Linked DNA regions of Homo sapiens: region 2 is linked to region 1. Evidence: chromatin contacts called from ENCODE Hi-C or POLR2A ChIA-PET data. All regions are on one chromosome and are shown on one strand. The core of a region is the stretch at or near the end of the contact, and the rest is flanking DNA. Distances in the headings are between cores, read along the strand shown.

Region 1 (4,028 bases), core at 1,097-3,596:
AACAATATAGATACAATTTAAAGTGAAGTACCAGACCCCTGCTACCAGAGTGTACCATGCCAAAATGCAAAAAAGGAAGTAAGAGAAAACCTGTTTTGTGACTTTGAAACTCACCCATGTAGAAGGTGTTAACAGGCCTAATATTAGAGATTAGAGGAGGATTTCTTCAGAGAGAACTCTTTTTTTCTGAAATACTTCCCCAGCCCTTTACACTAGAGGATTCACTGGGGGACCATTTGGGGAGTTATGTGTCTTGTGTGGTGAAGGGGGGAATGCTGTGGACTGGTGTCTGACTCACCCTGGAACATCTTTTTTTTTTGAGTTACACTTTTATTTTTATTTTCTTACATTAAAAAACTTTTTTTTTTTTTTTGAGACAGAGTCTTGCTCTGTCGCCCAGGCTGGGAAAACATTTTTTAGATAAGTTTCTGGGGGAACACATGGTGTTTGGTTACATGGACAAGCTCTTTAGCAGTGATTTCTGATATTTTGGTGCATCCGTCGCCTGAGGAGTGTATGCTGTACCCAATGTGCAGTCTTTTATCCTTCACCCACCTCTCACCTTTCCAGGAGGCCAGAATTCCACTATATCATTCTTGTGCCTTTTCAGCCTGCAAAATCTAAAACTACATTGTCCAAAACTAGCCACATGTGGCTGGTTAGCACTTGCAGTGTGGTGAATTGAGATTAAGGTGTGCTGTATGTGTAAAGCACATACTCAATTTTGAAGACTTGGTACAAACCAGGTTAACTTTTAATACATCTTGTTAACTTTTAATATAGATTGAATGTCTATATGATGATGTTTAGGATATGTTAGGTTATATAAAATATATTGTTGATTTCACTTGTTTCTTTTTACTTTTTGAAATGACACTAATAGAAAATTTAAAATTATATTTGGCTTACATTATAATTCTAATCTGATATAAAGGACTAGCAATAGACTAGTTGCTTGTTGAGTGTTTTGACTGTGGAATGAAAATGCCTTATAGGGTTTTCCTGTATCTTCTGATACAGGAAATTGTAGAGCAAAGGATGTAAGTTTCTTGTGAACTAGACAGTGGCCCCGAAAGTCTGTGTAGGATTTTCTTGGGTCCTGTTCAAGAAGGCCTTTTAGATGGATGAGAAGACCTCAACAGGGATTGACCTTCCAGATTCCCAGGAGCTGAGAAAAGAGCCAAAAATGGCCAGTTGAGGGTGTATACCAAGCACCAAGGGTACTGCTGCAGGTGAGAGAGCCACAGTGATAGGAACGGTTTCAGAAGAACCCATAAAAGGGTCCAGGGGAAAATAAATCAGTTTTAGATACCTCAAGTCTAGGAAGCACCAGTAACAACCACATCATTGTAAGAGTCCAGTTAAGTAGGAACCTGCCTACTTCCCTCCCTCTCCTTCTTCCCTACCCACTTCAATCCTTGGTAAGTCAGAGAGAGAGGGAGAAGTGCTAGGTCAAAAAAGAGAAAGAAGCCAGCCACAACCTCCCCACCTTCTCTCCCACTTGCAGGTTTTCTATCTTAAAGCATAAAGGTAAAAATTAATGCTTTCCCTAGAATGCCTGAACTCTAGAGTAAGGGATAAGTCTCAACTTTAAATCTGTTTGAAAGTTTCAGTTATTATTAAATTGAGACAGTAACCTAAGCTAGAGTAGAAAAGTTATGGGACTTGCCTTGGATTTTATCTAGGGGCAGGAAAACCACTAATCTCTACAGAGTGGATTTTAAAAGACAGCAGAGGACAAAAATAATGTTGCTTTATGACTATCGTTATGAGTTGGCATATTTATTAACGGTAACATTCAATAATGAAGATATTTGCCAAGTTAGAAAGCTTGTAAAGTTTTAGTTTATGATGCATATACTTGTATTATAAATATGAAGCATATTTCTTAAAACTCTTCTTATCAGTGGCCATGGTCTTCTGTTTACTTAACTAAGATTCAACTTTCCAAAGTCCATAAACTATTAAGGAGCATGTTTTCTTCCAACTTAGATTTTAAAATAATTTTCTGGTGTTTTTCTTCATTTCAGTAACAAACTTTTTTGAAAAACTAGGTAATTTTAATATGCCATGATTTCTTAGGGTTGCCAACCTCTTGGAGATATTTCTAATAGTGGAATCCTGAAATCTAAAGAGTACATTGGGATTTTGGTTTATGCAGAGTTAAAAGTTGAAATAGGCAAATCAGAAGACAAACAACTTATTCTTTTGGAACTTCAGGGGAAATTCCACTAACAATATGACTCCTTCCTTCTTTTACGTCAGCAGGAGTAGTCTTCTCTTAAATACGCCATATGAGTCATATTCTTCTATGAAAGAAGATAAAGGGAGCCTGTAACCCCAGCACTGAGCACCACATGTGCTGGCATAGACTTAAGGGAATTTTCAGAGCTTAGAGGAAGTTTACATTGTGCTCAACAAGGACATTTAAATTTCATAGCTATAAACACAGTGAAAGCCAGATCATTTGGTGGCCTCTTGTTTTCTATATAATTAGGAGTTTTTCTTTTCTTTATGCCTTTATGATTATTTTTCACATTACTTTAGTATCAGTTTTTTAAAGGCCAAAATTAATGCTTTGTGAGATAAAATACCGTATGTGTTTATGACATAGTAGATTGTTGTAAGTGTTTGGTCTTATGTAAAAATGGTTGACATTTTTGTATTTTTCTAACACAAATTGAATTTTCCTTATTCAAAATGCTTGGCACCAGAAGTGTTTTGGATTTCTGATTTTTTTACATTTTGGAATATCTGCATTATATTACTGTTTGGAAATCCTTAATCCCAAAATCTGAAATCCAAAATACTCCAATAAGCATTTTCTTGGAGCATAATGTTAGATTTTAGGGCATTTTGGATTTTAGATTTTTGGATTAGGAATATTCAACATGTATATGGATAGAATACAAACAAGTCCCAAATTTTCATTTTGGTTTTCATTGACAAGAAGTGAGAGAATATGATTAATTATTCTAAATTAATCTGGAAAATAACATTCAGTAATCTCCAAGAAATTCTGAAAGGAGCAATGAGAGAGGACTTGTCCAATCAGTATGATGGAGCAGGGTGGTACCATCATTAGAATAGATCACTGAAAACAAAAAGTAACAAGTTCTTATATAGACCTAAATATGTAAAAGATTTTGGAGTTTACTACAGTGGCATTTCAAATTAATGAGAAAGGAATGGATGATTCCAGTAGCCAGTTTTGAGATAACCAGCTAAACATGTACAAAAAACAAACTTCGATCTTTATTTTCTTATTCCACAATAAATCAAATGTATTAATTTTTAAGTTAAAATTAAAAATTAGCTAAAAATTACTAAAAGAAAATACAGCTATTTGTATAATCTTGAGTGGGGTAGCCATGTAATAAGCCATGGCACTAAAGGTGGGTACTATTAAGAAAAAAAATGGTTTGACTATTTTCAATACATACTTTTATAAGAGAATAAAGTTATTTAAAATATTAAGACAAGGGACATATTAGAAAAATGCAATCATGTGACTAAGGATTACTATTTCGATCAGGCAGTAGGATACGTATTCTAGCAGAAAAATGGGCAAAGAATGTGAACATTTCACCAAATAATTGCAAATGTTTTCATATACTTATTGATAATGTTCAGTGCTGTTAGTAACCAACAAAATGCCAATTTAAAAAATTTGGGAAATATTCCCTGTTCTTCCCATCTCTAAATTATACTCACTATGGCAAGTTAATAGAAAAATAGCCACATTATACACTGGTAAATTGTTGCTGGAGGGCAGTCTTGACAGTGTGTCAAAGTCTTTAAAAATGTTTTTTTCTGATTCAGTAATTCCTAGCCTAAGAGAATATTAGGAAATGTGTTCCAAGTAGTTTATACAAGGATGTCATAATGTAAAAGCTTATTCATACAAAGCATTTTATAATTATGGAATATTTGGAAAGGGCTAAATGCAAATATCATGTCACATACATTCAGTGTACCCCAGGGTGTTCTTAGGACTACCTTTGGGTTGTGGGATTATAAGAGACTGA
Region 2 (4,028 bases), core at 816-3,315, 590 kb before region 1:
CCAACCCTCTCCCCATTCTTTATTCCAGTCACACTGGCCTTTCCCTGAGGGCTTTGCCTGGCCTGTCCCCTCTGCCTGAAGCACTGCCCCTCTCACCCATGTTTTGTTACTTTCTTCTCATCCTTTAGATCCTGCGCAACTGTTACATCATTAAAGCATCCTGTCCATGCCTTTTAGAATACAGCAGTCCTCACCTGCCTTCTCATAAGACCACTTACCTGTGTCTGGGGGCACTCTCATGGTGGGAATTTCACAGTTATTTGTGTCTTTTTAAAAATTGACCTATTCCCTTCCAGAATTAATCTCCATGAAAGTGGTACCATGTCTGTTATTGCCCTCCAATGAATTTCTAGTGCCTATCACAGCACCTGGCACACAGTAAATACTCAGTACATATTGTAGAATAATTACATGAATTCCGTTTTTCGGTTGCCAGCACCAATGGATAGAAGAAGCTTCTTTAAAGACCAGGGCTGTGCCTCCTTTTCACATGGAGCTCATTGAAGGCCACTTCGCCCATACCCCAGACCCTAGAAGAAGCTTACTGCATTAGCCCTAGTCTTGCAAATGGCTCTCTGGCCTTTCAAGAGGATCCGTGAAGGGCCTGGGTGAGGCGCTATGGCATCCATGCCTCTTCCTAGTTGTTCTCCTTTCCTCTTCTGCAGAAACTCTATCAACCAGGGACAGCCTGAATGCCTCCTTCACCAGGAAGCTCTCCCTGATCTTCCTTTCCCACCAGTAGGGCATTCATTCTGCCGGCTTTGTTACCAATAGAACTGATTTCCCTCTGTCCTTGTAAATGCAGCTGGCTATTGTCTGAGCTGTTAGCTCGTTTGCCCTCTGGCTAAGTCGCTAGCCCTCAAACAGGTGCCTGGGGTGAACCCGCTCCCAGCTTCCTGTTTTCCACTTTTCCTCCTTTGCCCCCATTGCTGCAGGTATACTGAATGCTTTTCAGTTTTTCAAACCCGTCATGATCTCTGGCACTTCTGGGGTTAGGCACATGCTGTTCTCTCTGAGTGAAACTCTCTTCCCGAACCTCCTCTCCATATGCTTAACTTCCAATTAGCTTCCCAGCCTTGGCTTCAAAGTTACTGCCACCTGGAAACCTTCTTTGATTGCCTAGGTTAGGCTGGGTGCTCCTTCGCTGTATTGCGTGTGCCTCCAGCCCCCTAATGTAGCGTTTCTCACACCTTGTTTACCCGTCTTCCCTGCTAGAACGTGCGCTCCATGAGAGCTGGGACAGGTCAGTGTTACCTCGCTCACCTGGCACATGGTAGGTGCTTACTAACTACTTGGTGAATGCACAAAAAATAAATTAAGGCTGCCTTAGTCACCTTTGTAACCCTCTGTCTCCTCTGCCATTGTTCTCTGCACACAGCAGAGCTCGAAAATATTTGTCGGGTGGAAGGGGATGGAATTGAGTCCCCCCAGGTAAATGCTTCTGGACATATCTCAGAAAGAGTGCTATACGGTGAGCTCCTCGCAGCGGGACCACTCTTGTCCATCTCTGTAGCACCAGCACAGGCCTGGGCACACGGCAGGGATTCCACAGTGCTGCCACATTACTATTTTATTGGGTATACTGAGAGCTCTGCCACCGCTGGCAAGCCCCTTTCTCTCTCTGGCCTTAGTATCCCCATTGTAAAGCAGGGATAATCACGTGACCTGCCTTCAGGGCTGTTTTGAGGGTTAAGTGAATTATGACCTTAGCACATGTAGTAGAGCGATGAGTATGAGCTATTGCTCTCCCCTTTGTCACCTGCCACATCACATCTGTTTTTTTTTTTTCTTCCGGGCAAGGGCTGGCTTTGAGCGCCAAGCTGTGGAACCCAGGCCGGTAGCAGCCGAGGCGCAGGCCCCAGGTCTCTCCGGTTCCCGCCCGACCCCGCGCCACGGTCCTCGCCGTTTTGCTTTCGAGACACACCTGGCTGCTGCCGCGCGCCCCGGGCGCAGCCGCCCTTGGCCTGGCGCCCCCGCCTTTTTGCGGCCGGCGCTCGTGGAAGTTTCCGCGGCCGGTGGTGAGTCACTGCCCTTTTTTTAGCAGCCGCGGTGGATGTGCATCATAATTCACCCAGGCTCCCGAGAGCCCGGCTGCTGCCGCCGCCGCCGCCGCAGACGTCAATGCAGACGAGCCCGGCGCTCGGCCCGGTGCGAGGGAGGAGACCCAGGTCCGCGCCGCTAGGCCGCTGCCCCGCTGAACAGCCGCGCGACGCCCTCCCCGCGAGCTAGGGGCGGAGGGCGCTGCGGAGCGCGCCCAGGAAGCTCACCCCTCGGGGGCGCCTTGGAGCCGAGGAAGGGCAGGCTGTGAAGACAGAGCGGGAGAAAAGCCAGGAAGCAGGCATCTGGGCGTCCGTCCACCCCTCATTCAGTCACCTGCTCTACCGTTAGCCATTCAGGCTCTCACACTAAGTCACTTAAGACCCCTCTCTTTCATCCATCCACCCACCCACCCATCCACCCGTTCGATCATTCATCCACCCGTCCACTCTTCTGCCAACCACCTACCGGCCTTCCTATTCAGGCATTTGACATACTAAGTTACTTAAGGTCCCCTCTATCCACCTGTCCATAGCACACATTTATTTACATCCCATCTCTCTACCTGTCTCAGTTCATCTATCCATCCATTCATCTATCCATCCATCCATCCATCCACCCACACCCTCACTCGTTTAAATTAGTATCTGTTATGCTGGATACTGGGAACACACAGATAATTAGGGCAGCATCTCAACCTGACTCTCTCAGAATTAAAGAAATAGGAGCGATAGAATTCTATTACAGTAGGATAAGAACTGTAGTAATAGTAATTAGAGTAATATAAAATAGTAATAATGTAGGCTAATGATAGTAACCCTATTACAGTAGGATAATAATAGTAATAGTAGCAGCTAATATTTATTGAGCATTTATTGCTAAGCAGTGTCCTTAGCTTTCCATATGTATATCTCATTGGAGACTTACACCAGCCCTGGGAGGTAGGTGCCATTATTATACCCAATTTTCAGGTGAAAGAAACAGAGGCTCACAGAAGTTGGAAAAGTCCAGTGCTTACATAGCTATTAAATGACCAAAATGGTTAGAAGCCAGTGCTTCTTGCTAATGTCCTGGCTGGCATTTGTTACCTGTAGAGGTTAGCATGTTAAAAGGAGTTCAGTTGGATCAGTTATGCCATCTCTCTGAGCCTTGCTTTTCTGTAAAAATAGGGACACCATTTAGGGATAAATGTGTACTGTATATTAGGCCTTGCATCCATTTGCAAGGACTGAAGTGTCTGAAAAACTTATTACCCACCAAGATTAGAGAATAAGAATAGGGTATGGAGAAAATGAGATGTGCCTATTATTATTATTATTATTGTTATTATTTTAATTTTATTATTACTATACTTTTAGGGTACATGTGCACAATGTGCAGGTTAGTTACATATGTATACATGTGCCATGCTGGTGTGCTGCACCCATTAACTCGTCATTTAGCATTAGGTATATCTCCTAATGCTATCCCTCCCCCCTCCCCCCACCCCACAACAGTCCCCAGAATGTGATGTTCCCCTTCCTGTGTCCATGTGTTCTCATTGTTCAATTCCCACCTATGAGTGAGAACATGCAGTGTTTGGTTTTTTGTCCTTGTGATAGTTTACTGAGAATGATGGTTTCCAATTTCATCCATGTCCCTACAAAGGACATGAACTCATCATTTTTTATGGCTGCATAGTATTCCATGGTGTAGATGTGCCACATTTTCTTAATCCAGTCTATCATTGTTGGACATTTGGGTTGGTTCCAAGTCTTTGCTATTGTGAATGGTGCCGCAATAAACATACGTGTGCATGTGTCTTTATAGCAGCATGATTTATAGTCCTTTGGGTATATACCCAGTAATGGGATGGCTGGGTCAAATGGTATTTCTAGTTCTAGATCCCTGAGGAATTGCCACACTGACTTCCACAATGGTTGAACTAGTTTACAGTCCCATCAACAGTGTAAAAGTGTGCCTATTTCTCCACATCCTCTCCAGCACCTGTT

Evidence for each region. A loop is a pair of places that touch in the nucleus more often than their neighbours do. ChIA-PET counts read pairs that join two places held with the same protein, here RNA polymerase II (POLR2A). Pooled maps may share reads with other maps.
Region 2: a loop to region 1 is called in a pooled map, with 2.5 times the contacts of the local background. The contact joins two enhancer-like sites. A Hi-C loop is called at or near these places in 3 of 50 pooled maps. POLR2A ChIA-PET finds 5 or more read pairs at or near these places in 2 of 52 experiments (A673 and activated CD4-positive, alpha-beta T cell).

What each region holds. Positions count from the first base shown.
Region 1 is chr5:159,177,474-159,181,501 of GRCh38, reverse strand. All of the region lies in intron 4 of RNF145 (ring finger protein 145), which reads left to right. Among named protein-coding and RNA genes, the nearest start is that of RNF145, 30 kb to the left of the region's middle. Within about 2 kb of position 2,346, at least 12 of the 41 ENCODE cell types and tissues checked have a DNase peak (open chromatin) inside an H3K27ac peak, as active enhancers do.
Region 2 is chr5:159,771,493-159,775,520 of GRCh38, reverse strand. No RefSeq gene overlaps it. Among named protein-coding and RNA genes, the nearest start is that of LINC01847, 98 kb to the left of the region's middle. RefSeq lists enhancers at 534-1,041, 1,719-1,808, 1,457-1,969, 1,919-2,048, 1,970-2,484 and a silencer at 2,219-2,268. Within about 2 kb of position 2,065, at least 20 of the 41 ENCODE cell types and tissues checked have a DNase peak (open chromatin) inside an H3K27ac peak, as active enhancers do.